Linked DNA regions of Homo sapiens: region 2 is linked to region 1. A link is an interaction called in ENCODE POLR2A ChIA-PET data of the cell type or tissue named here. Cell type or tissue: MCF 10A. All regions are shown on one strand. Links, peaks and the distances in the headings refer to the core of each region. The heading gives the core; the rest is flanking DNA. Region 1 overlaps ETS2 (ETS proto-oncogene 2, transcription factor). Region 2 overlaps LINC00114 (long intergenic non-protein coding RNA 114).

What was found. Peaks named below come from ENCODE experiments on the same cell type or tissue, not always from the same donor. Only the 100,000 strongest peaks of a DNase experiment are listed, where the experiment ranks them.
Region 2: POLR2A ChIA-PET joins it to region 1 with 25 read pairs; 4 of 35 experiments call an interaction of 5 or more read pairs at or near these places.

The regions. Positions count from the first base shown.
Region 1 is chr21:38,817,714-38,826,049 of GRCh38, forward strand. ETS2 (ETS proto-oncogene 2, transcription factor) reads left to right here. Exons shown (of 10, transcript NM_005239.6): 7 at 712-933; 8 at 1,790-2,053; 9 at 3,873-3,991; 10 at 4,961-7,242. The coding sequence ends at 5,176. Among named protein-coding and RNA genes, the nearest start is that of ETS2, 16 kb to the left of the region's middle. RefSeq lists an enhancer at 4,688-5,225. In MCF 10A, for the core only: no CTCF peak of the experiment used is centred there; DNase peaks (open chromatin) are centred at 368, 2,338 and 3,348.
Region 2 is chr21:38,751,995-38,760,330 of GRCh38, forward strand. All of the region lies in intron 1 of LINC00114 (long intergenic non-protein coding RNA 114), which reads right to left. Among named protein-coding and RNA genes, the nearest start is that of LINC00114, 17 kb to the right of the region's middle. In MCF 10A, for the core only: no CTCF peak of the experiment used is centred there; a DNase peak (open chromatin) is centred at 3,847.

The sequences.
Region 1 (8,336 bases), core at 106-8,105:
AGGGCACAGGGTCTGGCCAGGCCAGCGAGGGAGGGGTCCTCGGAACAGCAGGCTTGGGTGGTGTTGGTCCGGCCCAGTGTTTTCTCTCTGGCCCCAGCTCCACCATTCAGACCCGGTGAAGCCCACCTCTCTGCCCCACTGGGGGCTTCCTGCTCAGGAGGTCTTTCTGAACATGACAGTGGGACACCCTGTGCCTGCCTGAACCTGAATCAGAGTCAGAGAGCTTCCTTCCCTCTCCAGAAAATAAATTATTCTGCAATGAACAGAGACAGGAGCGGTGTGATGAAGGAGCAGAAAGCAGAGTGGGCTGTGCCTCAGCACACAGGGTTCATGGCCTGGTTCTGCCCTTATGAATCACACAGTACATGACACGTCACTTGGTCTGTCTGAGCCTTACTCTCCTCGGAAGCTAAAAGAGCCAGTGAGCCCTGTCTTCCTGAAGGTCCCATGAAAGCACTAGGGTTGTAGAAATAGGAACATTGAGTCCTGCCTGCAGAGGCTGCAGTCATTTTGGCAGAGGGCTGCTGGTTGAGAAGCTGAATGGTTTGAGAAGAAGGCCTGGTGACAGACCCCCACCAAAGCCCGGGTCTCCACTGAGGTTCTGCAGAGGGCTGGAGTGTGCGGAGTGCTCACCTGTCATTTGCTCGTAGGGGTTAGTTACTGGGGTAACACTGACTTTAAGAGCTCTGCCGTCCGATTGTTCTGTTCCAGGTTTTGGCACAGAGCAGGCGCCCTATGGAATGCAGACACAGAATTACCCCAAAGGCGGCCTCCTGGACAGCATGTGTCCGGCCTCCACACCCAGCGTACTCAGCTCTGAGCAGGAGTTTCAGATGTTCCCCAAGTCTCGGCTCAGCTCCGTCAGCGTCACCTACTGCTCTGTCAGTCAGGACTTCCCAGGCAGCAACTTGAATTTGCTCACCAACAATTCTGGTAAGATTGGAAGCATCTTTCAACAAGGCTGTTGCTTTGATTCTGAGAACCCCAGAGCCATAATGAACCTCTTAATAAATACTTCCTGGATTCAGCCATTAGAGAAGGGGGTCAAAGCCCATGTTCTAAGTGGATTTCCAACAAGCATACCCCTAATATGTTTCAGGCACTGGCCCAGGTACTGCAGGCATTGAGTAAACAAAACAGTCCCTGCTCTTACAGCCAGATTTCTCCACACTTTGGGATATTTATGGAGGCGATGCAGGAATGTGACATTTCTTCTTATGGAGATGTAACATAAATACAGTGCACAAGTCTCAGGTCATGTGGCTGGTTGGATTTGTGTATGTATGTATACCCATGTAATAACCATCCAGATGGAGATAGAGAAGTTTCCAGTAGCCTGGAAGATTCCTTCGTACCCCTTCCCATCAATAATGTCCCCCCGACAGAAGGGAACGATTCTGACTTTTATCATTACGGATTAGGTTTTGATTTTCTTGAACTTTACATAGATGGAATCATAAGGCATGTTTTCTTTTGTGTTTGTCTTTTACTCATCATGTCTGGGATTCATGCATGTTGTTGGATGTAGCAGCCATGTGTTCTTTTTCATCGCTGTATAGTATTCCATTATAAGAATTTTATTCATTCTACTGTTGATGGAAGATAGGATTTGTGTAGTATAGTTACCCTAAGGAATAAGCACCTGAGTAGAGAGCATTTTGAGAAGTCTGAGTGGTTCTACACCAGCAGGTGCATGATTGCACTGGTAGTGGTTGGTGATGCTATGGTCGTGCCCAAGACCAACTGTGTCCTGGAGGAATCAAAGTATGTGTTTGGTTGTCTTTGCCAGGGACTCCCAAAGACCACGACTCCCCTGAGAACGGTGCGGACAGCTTCGAGAGCTCAGACTCCCTCCTCCAGTCCTGGAACAGCCAGTCGTCCTTGCTGGATGTGCAACGGGTTCCTTCCTTCGAGAGCTTCGAAGATGACTGCAGCCAGTCTCTCTGCCTCAATAAGCCAACCATGTCTTTCAAGGATTACATCCAAGAGAGGAGTGACCCAGTGGAGCAAGGCAAACCAGTTATACCTGCAGCTGTGCTGGCCGGCTTCACAGGTGTGTGTGGAACTCCGAGAGCCTGGCCGCCCAGTCTCCTGGGTCCTGTCCCTTGCTTCCTTTCGAGCCACAGTACCACATTCACCGAGGGTGTTTCTAAGCTAGGTACACCAGTGCTCTACACTCCATGTTTTATGCGTGGCTTGCTGTATCTCTGAATTCGACAAAAGCCACACTTGGAGGAATTTTCATGTACACAGAGCTCCATGGAATGAGTGAAAATTGACAGGCCACTCCCTCCACCTGGGACGTTCTGAGGAATAGTTGGAGCAGGGGACATGGCCTGTGCAGTCTTCAGCCCTGACTCACCCACTCCAAGAATCTCAAAGAATGTAAACTGGCTTAGGGAGGGGCAGCAGAGCCAGTCTCAAATAATATGGGCACTGTTTACCTTTTCTTGCTTCTAAAATCTATCTGCTCTTATTTTTGAGGTTTGGGTGAGAGCTATTCTAGGCAGTGGACAAATATAAAGCTGTTTTTAGAAACAGGTATTTCCAGTACTTTAGCGAAAATACTGGGGCTTTGTTTTCACTGCTTCGTGTATCCTTAAATGCGTTTTTGTTTTTGTTTTTTTAACCATATGGAGCCACTGTGGATTGAAATTACCTAACTTAAAAAAATCTGATAAGTTTAAAATAAGGATACTGAGGCATTCATTCTTTTTCTGTCATCTAAGAACAATCAGCCACGTAAACGTATTAAAATACACGGAAAGAGTGTGTGAAAGCCATTATCGGTTTCATTATTGGGAGTTTAGGGCCTGAGAAGAATAAACAGCCATAACGTTAGTGTGGTTCATTTTAATAGTAACATAAGTTTCTGTTTATTGACTGCCAACTCTGTAGTTAAGTAGGCATACAGTCTGTAGGACAGCCTGGCATGGGGGTGGTATGAGGCCATTTTACAGATGGGGAAATTGGCTCACAGGCAGACAGCTATCGGTGCTCACACAGCTCTGGTTCTAGAATGCCTGTCCCGTGCTTTACAGCAAAGCTTTATTGATAACGGCCATTGCGTTTCTGAGGAAGAGCTATTTGGTAGAAAGAGGTTGGGCTTAGGGTCGGAAGATCTAGGCTCTTCTCCTGTTTGCTGTGATGGGCGTGTGATCCAGGACAAGGCACCTGGCCTCTGAGCCGCATCTTATCCCTCCTCTTTAGAACAGAACCACACTGACACCTGCTTTGCAAGGTGGTAGTTCTAAATGTCAATCGAGGACAGGTGGACGAGAAGCTCTTGGCAAAGCATGCTTCACCAGACAGAGGCTGTGAGGCAACGGGTGTGACCCCGCGTGGCTATTGAGTAAACCGGGCTCACATTAAGCAATTTACACATGGTCATTTGGCAGGAAGGTGGCATGGGATCCCACGTATGACACGCCTCATTCTGTGATGAAACACCCCCTCAGCCACCCCCATCTCTGCCCCACTGGGTGTTTCTAGAAAAAAACCTTGAAGGTTTTTACATAAGGAACAATTAAACCAGATGGGGAATTTTAATGCCAAGAGTTGGTGGCCCTAAACTTTCTTCCAGAAAGAACAAACCTAGCAATCAAGGGGAAGAGTGTCTCGCCTAGTGACCTTATTTTCTAGGAGTAGGCAGTGTGGAGCAGGAACTCACATTTGGTGCCCCGCCCCATCCCGTTAAAGCACTTAGTACTGTCACCAACACCTTGAGTGCCACCCTGAGTGTAACATCGGAACCCCATTCAGAGAGTTGGGTCTGCATTCCTAAATCAGCATGTACAATTAGGATGGTTAAAGACTTGCTGTATTTTACATCTGTGAAAGGGTATGATCCGTCTCCCTCCCTCTCCCCGCAGGAAGTGGACCTATTCAGCTGTGGCAGTTTCTCCTGGAGCTGCTATCAGACAAATCCTGCCAGTCATTCATCAGCTGGACTGGAGACGGATGGGAGTTTAAGCTCGCCGACCCCGATGAGGTATGGCCAGAGCCCTGGGAAATCTCTGGGCTTGAAAACCTGATTTCCTGCTTGCATTCAAAAACTCAGTTCTTTGGGCACAAAAAAGGGTTCACCAGTACTGCTGAGAATCTTTCCACGTGAGGCATCCTTGGCTGTTGGGAAAATGGAAGTGGAGTCATTGCTTTGTTGATAAACGTGTACAGTGTTTTCTGGGTATGCTTCATACAAGGGCGTTGCACAGATTTCACTGTCTTGATCAGTTGTCTGATCAAGAGGCCCAAGCTGCAAACTGAGGTTCTCTGCTGACCATCTGAAAATGCCTTAGGAAGGCTGCCCTTGTCCATCGGGGGAACAAGCCTCATGTGGCCCCGAGCCAGCCTTCTGTCCACTCCTTAGCTGAGCCCAGCAGTGTTGACCCCAGCCCTGCAGAGTTAGAACCAGGAGCCCTGTCTAAAGGAGAAGGCCAAGGGCAGGTGGGATACCAACCCCGCCAGAAAAGCGTTAGAGAGAAGCCCTTGGTCTCTGGCACTGGGGAGCGTAATCTGTCACCATTCCCACCCCGCCTCCAGTTCCCTTGGGAGACAAGCATTGAGGAATGAGTATATCACACAGCTCAGAATCCCACTCGGCACCTGTTAACTTCAGTAGTTGGAATATCCAGCCTGGAGGGTGGGTGACACCACCTTTCCCTGGTCTCAGGACCCTCCTGGCTCTGAACCCTTGGCTCCCAGGAGGTTTCACTGAGCTGGGGCCAGGGAGCAGGGACCTCATTCCCCAGTGGTTCTGCCCCTTGGGGACACAGTGCCCCTACCATAGGTACTCAAAGGTACTCAGAGGTACTCAAAAGGTCCTCCTGCGGACCTTGTGTAGGTGTCAAGTTCTCTCTAGAGTGAACATGCCTCAGAATCATAATCAGGGAGGAATGTCATTCACTTTTTCTTCATTGACAAATTGAGTTTAACTCTTTTCCATCCATGTTCACCAAAGGTGGCCCGCCGGTGGGGAAAGAGGAAAAATAAGCCCAAGATGAACTACGAGAAGCTGAGCCGGGGCTTACGCTACTATTACGACAAGAACATCATCCACAAGACGTCGGGGAAGCGCTACGTGTACCGCTTCGTGTGCGACCTCCAGAACTTGCTGGGGTTCACGCCCGAGGAACTGCACGCCATCCTGGGCGTCCAGCCCGACACGGAGGACTGAGGTCGCCGGGACCACCCTGAGCCGGCCCCAGGCTCGTGGACTGAGTGGGAAGCCCATCCTGACCAGCTGCTCCGAGGACCCAGGAAAGGCAGGATTGAAAATGTCCAGGAAAGTGGCCAAGAAGCAGTGGCCTTATTGCATCCCAAACCACGCCTCTTGACCAGGCTGCCTCCCTTGTGGCAGCAACGGCACAGCTAATTCTACTCACAGTGCTTTTAAGTGAAAATGGTCGAGAAAGAGGCACCAGGAAGCCGTCCTGGCGCCTGGCAGTCCGTGGGACGGGATGGTTCTGGCTGTTTGAGATTCTCAAAGGAGCGAGCATGTCGTGGACACACACAGACTATTTTTAGATTTTCTTTTGCCTTTTGCAACCAGGAACAGCAAATGCAAAAACTCTTTGAGAGGGTAGGAGGGTGGGAAGGAAACAACCATGTCATTTCAGAAGTTAGTTTGTATATATTATTATAATCTTATAATTGTTCTCAGAATCCCTTAACAGTTGTATTTAACAGAAATTGTATATTGTAATTTAAAATAATTATATAACTGTATTTGAAATAAGAATTCAGACATCTGAGGTTTTATTTCATTTTTCAATAGCACATATGGAATTTTGCAAAGATTTAATCTGCCAAGGGCCGACTAAGAGAAGTTGTAAAGTATGTATTATTTACATTTAATAGACTTACAGGGATAAGGCCTGTGGGGGGTAATCCCTGCTTTTTGTGTTTTTTTGTTTGTTTGTTTGTTTGTTTTTGGGGGGTTTTCTTGCCTTGGTTGTCTGGCAAGGACTTTGTACATTTGGGAGTTTTTATGAGAAACTTAAATGTTATTATCTGGGCTTATATCTGGCCTCTGCTTTCTCCTTTAATTGTAAAGTAAAAGCTATAAAGCAGTATTTTTCTTGACAAATGGCATATGTTTTCCACTTCTTTGCATGCGTTTAAGTCAGTTTATACACAAAATGGATTTTATTTTTTAGTTTAACTGTGTTTCTCCGACAGCTCACCTCTCTCTGACCACCCAGCCATTTCCTTCCTGTGCTCCACGTTCTTCTGTGTGATTAAAATAAGAATATTATTTTTGGAAATATGCAACTCCTTTTCAGAGATCAGGAGGGATTTATGTAGCAGCTATTTTTACTGCAAAAGTAATTCACTGGAAAAAAAATGTAATTTGTAAGAAAGCTTTATTTTTATCTCAGCTCTATGTAAAGTTAAAGTTACTGTACAGAGCTGAAGGACGGGGGGCGGTAGGGGTCTTGATGAAACCTCTTGAACGAAGCACAGTTTGTCCCATCTTTGTTCACTCGTGTGTCTCAACCATCTTAATAGCATGCTGCTCCTTTTTGCTCAGTGTCCACAGCAAGATGACGTGATTCTTATTTTCTTGGACACAGACTATTCTGAGGCACAGAGCGGGGACTTAAGATGGGAAAGAGAAAGCATCGGAGCCATTCATTCGGAGAAAACGTTTTGATCAAAATGGAGACTTTTGTAGTCGTTTCAAAAGAGCACCTGAGTCATGTGTATTCCCGGCCTTTATAAATGACCCGGTCAAGTTGGTTTCAAAGTCCGACAGGCTTGTCTGTTTACTAGCTGCGTGGCCTTGGACGGGTGGCTGACATCTGTAAAGAATCCTCCTGTGATGAAACTGAGGAATCGGGTGGCCGGGCAAGCTGGGAAGAGCAAAGCCAGAGCTGCGCTGCCTCAATACCCACAAAAGACCATTCCCAGTATACATAAGCACAGGATGTTTTTCTCAAGAGGGATGTATTTATCACTTGGACATCTGTTTATAATATAAACAGACATGTGACTGGGAACATCTTGCTGCCAAAAGAATCCTAGGCAGTGGCTCATTGTATGTGAGGTTGAACCACGTGAAATTGCCAATATTAGGCTGGCTTTTATCTACAAAGAAGGAGTTTCATGGGGTTCAGCCTAACAGTTATGGAAACTACAGTCCTTATAAACCATTGGCATGGTAATAAACAGATCTTAAGTATAAAAATTTTGTAATTGGGCCTTTACTCTCTCAATAATAAAGTATTTTGTTTATATAAATTCTTTGTGATAGTCCTCGTTCTTCCTCTCCACACCCAGCATGAAGGAGTTGGAGGAAGGATGTTAACCCCAGATCCATTCTCTACTCAAAACATTCCATCATCAAGCGGCAAGTCTCTGTTTAACTGGTTTATACACAAGTCACTTAGAAACCACAACCCAAATTGGAATCAACTTTGAGCCCTTCCTAAAAGAATTCCCAAAAAGTGCTCTCTTTCAAAACAAAAAATTCTTTTAAGAAAGTGTTATAATAGAAAGATTCAAATGTCTTTCTTTGCCAGAAGCTTGGCAGAGATAACAGAGGAGAGATTCTGGAATGTTTATATTAAGTACATTAGAATTTGAGGTTTAAGTACTTTTGGAACTGAGGCCACAACACTCTGTCCCCTCAGTGGAGTCTGACATTGGTAAGGTGATGGTGGTCTTAGGACACCTGTTTTCAAATTTGTTCTCTTTACATGCTCCAAAATTAGTGAGTATGCCAAAAAGCTTATATTCATTGGTGCGCTAGAGCCAGCTCACTGTGTTCTCCCGAGAGCTACATGTCCCTTCCCATCATCGCATCAGTAATGGTAGCTTGAGATGGGGCGTGATGAGAGTATTTACACCATGGGAATCAGCAGACACTACAAATCAGGGCCTTCTCTCCCCCAGAGTGCTGATTGTTAAACATTTACCAACACTCTACTGGTTATATCTATCAATAATTTCCATATTAGAAATTAAAGTAAATTTTAAAAGAATTCATTTAAAAATAATTTTACTTATTGGCATTAACAGCATTTTTTTCTTGCAAAAAGTAATTATTTTTTAAAAAGTTAGCATGGCATTGTTTCACATTTGCAAATCTCTTTAATGTCTGGTTTAGTATTAGAGCTGGATTCTTCTGTTTCTGCATTCAATCTGTTTGCATATATTTTGATAGAGTATGTGAAGAAAATCCGGCCTAACAGATATGTAACAGAAACAAGGAGGAGCATTTAAGACTATTTCAGATAATTGTAGATATTCTTTCTTTACTATGCCAAAACTTAACAAAGTATAATTCCTTAGTTGCAATTCAGGTATGAAACCATATTAATAAACTTTCCTAA
Region 2 (8,336 bases), core at 292-8,291, 66 kb before region 1:
GTCCACACCCATGGCCTGGCAAGCTAGATGGGGTGAATTTTCACCTGCCACAGTCGCAAGTCAAAGCCACCGGCTTCTCTCTTCTCCCTCCCATTGCTCCTGACAGCCAGGGTTAATATTTTGCCTCATGTAAACAGGGAGGCATCCACCCGAGAATCTCCCCTCAGCCCACATAAGCTCTGCAGAGAGGGCTGTGTTGCTCCAGTTCCCACCTGGACATGAGCACTTTGAAGGGCAGCTTCCCTCCCGGGGTCTGGCTGAGCTCAGGGTAGGCGTCAGTCTGCATGGATTGGATGGAGGAAGGCTGTGCGTGGCAGGAGATGACACTGCCCTTGGGCTGTGTGGTTTCTCTCTGTTCCGAGCCCTGTTCCTCCACCTTAGCGGAATAGCGCCTCTCCATCCAGTTCTCATCTTTGAGAACGATTCTTGGGATGAAAGCCACGACGTTGGATATGAACAACCTGGTTGCCAAGTTGTTTGCATTTTTGCCTCCTCTCCTTTCTGAAGGGAAAAGCTGTCCTTGTGTGGGGCCACTTCAGACCCCAGTGAGCAAAAGGAGTGATGTTTAGGGGAAGGCAGGGAGAGCAGAAACTTGCATATTCCACACCTTCTGCGGCTGGGCACTGGGATGGGCCTTTCTCATGGCCGGTGGGATGGGAGAGGAGAGAGGTCTCCATCCAGCACCACTTACATCACACACATAAGCGACCTGGGGTATTAGTGGCTAGGAGTGCAGGTTCCAGATATCTCTCAGGTATAGTCTCCGCAGGATCCTGTTCCTCCCTTACCACTCATGAAGCCACTTTTCCCCCCAGGAGCCTTGGTGGCCTCCTATCTAAAGTGGGGATGGCACACAAATCCATGTCCTTGTGACGGTCCCATGAGAGAAGCAGACAGACCCTGTGCACACAAGGGCCTGCAGGGAGAAGCGCTCTACACGTGGCGACACCCTTTCCTCCCAGGATGGTCTCCTCTGCATTCCTGCTGTCATCCCAGCGTCCCACCTGATTCCCCAGGACACAGCTGACTAGAAATCAGCCCTGGACTAGAACCCACCGCCCGCCAGGGGTGGGTACGCTTTCTCGGAGGCCCCCATGGGGAGGCAAAATGGAAAACCACACCCAATACTCAACCTACAGTGGGCCACTAATTCCCAAGGCAATTCTGCTGTTTGTATCTGTGGGAGAAATGCATTTCCTTTGTTTTCGAAAAAGCAGATGGCCAGGTGTCATTGGCAGAGGGGCTGCAGTGAGGGCAGTGAGGGAGAGCAGAGGAAATGAATGGACAGTGCAGAGGACAGGCCAGGTGGCCCACAACCAGGCAGACAGCTCACGTTGCCTTTTCTGGAAATAGGGACTGCATGACCAATCTGTGCCTGTGCCTCTCTGGCACACAATGGACAATTTCGGAAAACTTCAAAAGAAAAAGCCAAGTTGATTTTGCTAAAAATGTGAAGTTTCTCTCTCTCTCTCTCTCTATCTCTTTAATGCAATGCATAGTTTATCATTTTCTTGTCTTTAGGATTAATTAAAGACAGGGCTAAATTTGTTTAAACAAGCTCTAAAATATTAAAAAAGAAGAAGAAGGCAAAGTACATAGTGTTTCCAAGTCCAGGGAACATTCTGTTCCCTGGGCTTCAGTTTATAACTGAATGTGCTTTACGTTTAGAAGACAAGCTATAGCTTGTAAAATGAATGTGGAAATAATCTAAAGTATGAGGCCTCCATTATTTATTATGTAATTGGAGAAAATTCTGGCTGGGAGAAATCTCTAGCTGAAAGCCAAGATGATCCCTACTCAATCGTTCTTAAACAAAATTAACATGTATCCATTTCTTTGATAATATTTCACTGGCAGGCAGTTCCTCTTCTAGGCTGCTATGAGCAAATTGCCAAGTTGGGTGTCACCCGTATAATCATTATCATGGGAAACCGTCAGAGTTCCTTGGGCAAGGGAATCAAAGATTTCAAGTGTTGACATTTTGTTAAGTAGGTTTTTTATAAAGTCTTACATTTAGAACTTTTCAGAACATGTCATCTCCAAAATCAGTAATCATTAAACGACGTCCAAGACCATGTTTTTGAGATCCTTCTATACTCTAAAAGCATTTTGATAATATTATTCCATAAACTGCCCCTTTTTTATTAAATGCATATCACAATCTTTTCAAACTATGAATATGGTCCTGGTTCATTCAAGAGAAAGAAGCTCTGCCCAGTGCAGTGGCTCACGCTATAATCCAATCACTTTCAGAGGCAGGAGGATCACTTGAGGCCAAGAATCGGAGACCAGCCTAGGGGGCAACAAAGTAAGACCCTATCTCTACAAAAATATTTAAAAGTTAGCCAGGGGTGGTGGCACATACCTGTGGTCCTGCCTACTCAGGAGGCTGAGGCGGGAGGATCCCTTGATTCCAGGAGTTCAAGGCTGCAGTGAGCTATGATCATAGGATTGCACTCCATCCTGGGTGACAGAGCGAGATGCTGTCTCTTAAAAAAAAGTCATTGGTGATGACTTTCTTTATTGCCTTTCATTAACAAAGTAATTTCCCCATAGATGCCTCCCTCCCGCCATCTAGGACTTGTGGAGGTCGAAAATATCATGAATGAATGTTCACTTTTATAAAATGTTCTTCCTGCACCACTTGTGCCTTGAGAAGCTCTGTGGAGTGCAGGGTCATTCTCAACTTTCTTGAGGAGGGGATGTCTCCACCCCCAACTCCACTGTAGGCACCCTCTTCCCTTAAGCTGCTTTAATTTTTTTTCACTTAATATTCACTCAACTATATTCTTTACAAGAAAATAAATTCCAAGGGGACAGGGACTTTTCTGCCTTACTTCTGTTTCCAAGCTTTTAGAAAAGCACCTGGCACATGGTAGGTGCTCAATAAATATTTGTGGTGATACTTATTAAGAAATGGAGTGACAAAAGGCACTGTGAATTCATTAACATTAAAAATATTTTGTCTTATTGCATGAAATTAATGCATACATATAAAAATGGTGGCATGTAAGTGTATGCGTTATTTAATCTCTGTTATAGGTTTCTGAACCCCTGGGAGTAACTCCAAGGATCAGAGATTGAGAACCACCTATATCAGGGGGAACAAGTACTAAATTGAAGTGCCGTAGACTGACTTGATTCTATTACAGGCTGAGCATCTTTTATTTGAAATGCTTGGGGCCAGAAGTGTTTTGGATTTCAGATTATTTTGGATTTTGGAATATTTGAATTATACTTACCAATTGAGCATCCCAAATCCAAACATCTGAAATCTAAATGTTCCAATGAACCTATCATTAAAGCATCTTGTCAGTACTCAGAAAATTTCAGATTTTGAAACATTTTGGATTTTTGGATTTGGGATGCTTAACCTGTACCTGCTAGGTAACTCTGAACAACACCACTTAATTTTCCTGAGTCTTGGTTTAATTGTGTGGCAGATGGGAGTAATAATAGCTGATTTACCTACTCGACATAGCTGAAAATAGAATGATATGTATATATGCAAATACATTTTGTAAACTACAAAGAACCATACACATATAGATTATTTTTGCTACTATAATAAAACATAGGTCTTGGGTCCGTAATCCCAGCAAAGCAGAGGACTGCTGCCTGCAGCTTTAGTCAATTTGATCACCATAGTCTATCATCACCATCATTAGAATAGAAACACTTACTCTCCCTGGGGTCTGTTGACCATCCCACGTGCGAAAAAACCCTATACAAATTTGCCCGGAATGTAGACTCCCCATTGGCCACAGTGGTAGTTTATTAGCTTCATACTGTGTGGAGTCAATGACTCATAGAAGGCACATTTTTCACCTCTTAGCCTTGGCAGCAACGACCCGTTGCTCAAAATTTGCTAACAGGCTCCCTCAGCTATTTCCTGTTGTGTTGCAGTAACACCGCTTTTTCTTTAGGCCACATTAAATTTTAAAACACATTAGAAACATTTCATCCCTGGCCTTCCTCTTCTAGTCATTGCAAAAAAAAAAAAAAAAGTGCTGTAGCAAACATGAGGATTATGATGATTGGTTAATTTCCCTCCATTTTAACCAATGAAATGTGTTCCTTATCACTATGGTTACATAACAACTAGCTCCCACAGGTGGAATCCAGCCTCACCAAAGCACCTGGGATAGTTCATCTACTCCTGCTCACTGATTATATCTAAATCACCAATAATGACCCAAATAACTTCGTATTTTTAAAAGTTATAGAGGTTATGTTATTTTTAGCCACTTCTATTGTGAAATATACTTCCCAAACAGAAAACTGTGCAAATCAGAAATGTCTAGCTCAATGAATAGCACGTAGATTTCCTTGCTCTTCTTCAGCTATACCCACCTAAGCATGACCCCTCAATACTATAGTTTACTTCTGTCTGTTTTTGTTTTGTTTTGTTTTGTTTTGTTTTTTTGAGACGGAGTCTCGCTCTGTCGCCCAGGCTGGAGTGCAGTGGCGCGATCTCGGCTCACTGCAAGCTCCGCCTCCCGGGTTCACGCCATTTTCCTGCCTCAGCCTGCCCAGTAGCTGGGACTACAGGCGCCTGCCACCACTCCCGGCTAATTTTTTTTTTGTATTTTTTAGTAGAGACGGGGTTTCACTGTGTTAGCCAGGATGGTCTCGATCTCCTGACCTCGTGATCCACCCGCCTCGGCCTCCCAAAGTGTAGGGATTACAGGCGTGAGCCACCGCGCCCAGCCCCTGTCTGTTTTTTAAAGTATATAAATGGGATTCTGTGATATGTTTTCTCTAGTATCTGGCTTGTTTTGCACGTCATTCTGTTTATGAGGTTCATTCATGTTCATGTAACTGTGGTCCAATTTCTTCACTGCAGTGAAGTTGTTTATTATATTTTAAAAAACATTTTCATGAATCCATTTCATTGTTGATGGACAGTTGGGTTTTTTCCAGTCTAAAGCTGCTATACACACTGCTGCTGTGAAGATTGCTGTACAAGTCTCGTGCTAAAAATAGGCATGCTTTTCCGCTGAGTATCTACCTAGGAGTGGAATTACTATGAAAGAAGGAATGCACATCTTCACTTTAATAGATAATACCAAACCTCTTCCTTTAGTGACTAGAACCAAATGTATGATATGAGAGAGTCTCCATCACTCTCCATTGTCACCAGCCCCTGGCATGGATATTCCCTTTAATCTTAGCCACCTTGGTGAGTGTATTTGGAATCTCAATGTTTTTAATTTGCACTTTTCTGATTACTTAAGAGTCTGGGCCCCTTTCCCTATATTTATTGACCATTTGAATATTGTTCTTTGCCAGGTATCTTCAAGTGTCATCCATTTCTGTCTTTTATTTTATTTTATTTATTTATGAATTGGGATCTCACTCTGTTGCCCAGGCTGGACCGCAGTGAAGCTCACTGCAACCTTAAACTCCAAGTGATCTTCCCTCCTCAGCCTACAGGCATGAGCCTTCATGCCTGGCTATTTGTAAAATTATTATTTTTTGTAGAGATGGGGGTCTTGCTATATTGCCCAGGCTTGTCTTGAACTCCCAGCTTCAAGCAATCCTCTCAGCTTGGCCTCTCAAAACGCTGGGACTACAGACCATTTTTCTTTTTAAAATATTATTTGGGGAGATTTATTTATTTATTTATTTATTTATTTATTTATTTATTTATGAGATGGAGTCTTGCTCTTTCACCCAGGCTGGAGTCCAGTGGCGCGATCTCAGCTCACTGCAAGCTCCACCTCCCAGGTTCACGCCATTCTCCTGCCTCAGCCTCCCGAGTAGCTGGGATTACAAGCTTGCACCACCACACCAGACTAAAACATACAATATACTGATTTCCATTTCCTTGGAAAGATTGTTGCTGGGACTATTTCTTATTAACTAGTTGCGTTTCCTGTTTTGGTTTTTTTGTTGTTGTTGTTTAGGATTTTTAGTGTTTCCTTTTATTATGTTTTGAGACGAGGTCTTGCTCTGTTACCTAGACTAGAGTGCAATAGCATGATCACAGCTCACTGCAGCCTCAACCTCCCAGGCTCAAGTGATCCTCCCACCTTAGCCTCCCGAGTAGCTGGGACCACAGGGTAAAGTAAAAGGTAAAGACTGACCAGGAAAGGGGATGGGAGTGGGGAGAAAAAACATATTAAACTGAATTATACCTTCCACCTTACCTTGTATTATGATCAAAAGAAATCCCTCTGCTGTCCTTTCCTCCTGACACTCTTCCCACAGGCATGCACCATCATGCCTGGCTAATTCTGTAAATTTTTTGTAGAAGCAGGGGTCCCACTATGTTGCCCAGGCTGGTATCGAACTCCTGTGCTCAAGTGAAGTGTTTTCAAAATGACATATTTCTATATCTTACAATTTTCCTGAGTTTTGGTGTTAATTAAATGTACAATTAAATCTTTTGGTTTTTAAAAATATAGATAACATCTTCCACTGTTTAATTCTATACTGTTTTTTAAAAAGAAAACCTGAAGAGTGCAAACCTGTAGAGTAAGAAAAGGGGAGGAATGAAATTTATCTTACTCCTCCTGCCAGATGCAGTTTGGTACATCTTAACACTAAATGCTCATTTTACTGAATTCTCACTTTAAGAATGTTCCATTATATTTTAAACTCTTTATAGGCATATTGATTTTGTGCTGAAAGAGATTAAACAGCCCTCAAGAGTTTCAAGCAAATTCTCTTAGTCAGTAAATGCATTTCCTCTTTCATTCATGTCCCAATGCCCAGTCAACATTTTTTGTGTGCCTGTATCACTTAACCAACAAAGATTTTGGAAACAATCTTTGGATAATACAATATTTGATTTCTCATAATGTGACCTGAAGATCCACATGATTTTGTTTTTTTGTCAGCCCATGCCACCCCATGGTTTGGAGGAACCAAACCCCCAGCCTTTTGAGGGGTGAGACTCCTGGAATTTTCGTCCCGTGCCTTCGTGGGGATTTCTCCTGTATTTAGTATTTGTTCACCCGACACAGACTTGCAGAGCCTAATGCATTCCAGACACTGCGCTGAGTGCCAGGAATAAAGAAACATCTGTACCTGGTACAGTCTGGCTGGGGCAAGAAACCACCAACATGATAAGCAAATGAATGTATAATGTAACAGAACATGGGTTGTGCCCTGAAGAAAAATAAAGACTGACCAGGAAAGGGGATGGGAGTGGGGAGAAAAACCATATTAAACTGAATTATACCTTCCACCTTACCTTGTATTATGATCAAAAGAAATCCCTCTGCTGTCCTTTCCTCCTGACACTCTTCCCACACACACACATGCACACACACACGCACATCTGTAAACCCCTGACAACAGTGGTGACGTCTATCTCACCTTTGTGCACCCCCAAAGCTGAACACAGCTATGCATGACTGACACAATTTTGTTAAACCAAAGAAAATCTTTTCATGATGTCTCCATTAATTTCATGTGGCCAACCAGCCATTCCTGGAAGTTTCTTGAACTCTCTGGAGATCCCTTCTGCCTTTAGGCATCTTCTGTCTACTCAGCGAGTAGTTCCTGGGGCTTTCCTAATGGCATTTCTGCTTATCCGATATCTGCTGGATGTCGTTCAGAAAAATGACATTGGAGGCTGAGGCCTCAAACTTTAGCTCCATATTCTTGGTCAGGTTTCAGATTTTCACTTAAACACAGCCCTGTCTGCGATGCCAACAGACTTTAGCTCAATTTATTATCAGAGGGCGATCTGGCACTCCCATACAGCTCCGCAAATGCCTCTGACTATCTAATAACTCATCATTAAACACCACATTCCCTGAGAGGCTGTGGAGACCAGGCAGGGAGGGCCTCTCCCTTCTGAAAAAAGGAGCCCCTTCCAGGGCTCACAACAAAATGTCAAGTTTGGCAAAAGATAAAAATAGAAGTCTTTGTTTCACACTTGCAAAAAGGCTCAAACTTTCACGTGTGCTTCTGTTTATATTAAATAAAAAGCCCATTTTTCTTGGGATAAAAGCATCTTAAGAAGAGTTGTAGGGAGAAGAGACTAGGTCCTTTCTTAACCGGAATTCAACTGATTAGACCCTGGCCAGACTCTCCAGTCAGACCCAGAAAGAGAAAACAGTGCCAATCCGAATGATTCAGCTCAATCCGTTCAAAACAACAAATCATGAAATGGCATCATGGACAGGCATGTTACGATAAGACTCTGCTAACGTGGCTTTTGCTGCAAAGTGGGAAATGGTTCTGGGAACTTACAGCTTTAATAAGATCAAACAATGCATCAAATGGAGGTCTGAGTTGGAGATCTGGGCTTCGACCTGCAGAAATAAGAATTGAGGCCTGTTGGGTGCTTCGCTGCTGGCAGTGCTCTCTCACGTGCCCTT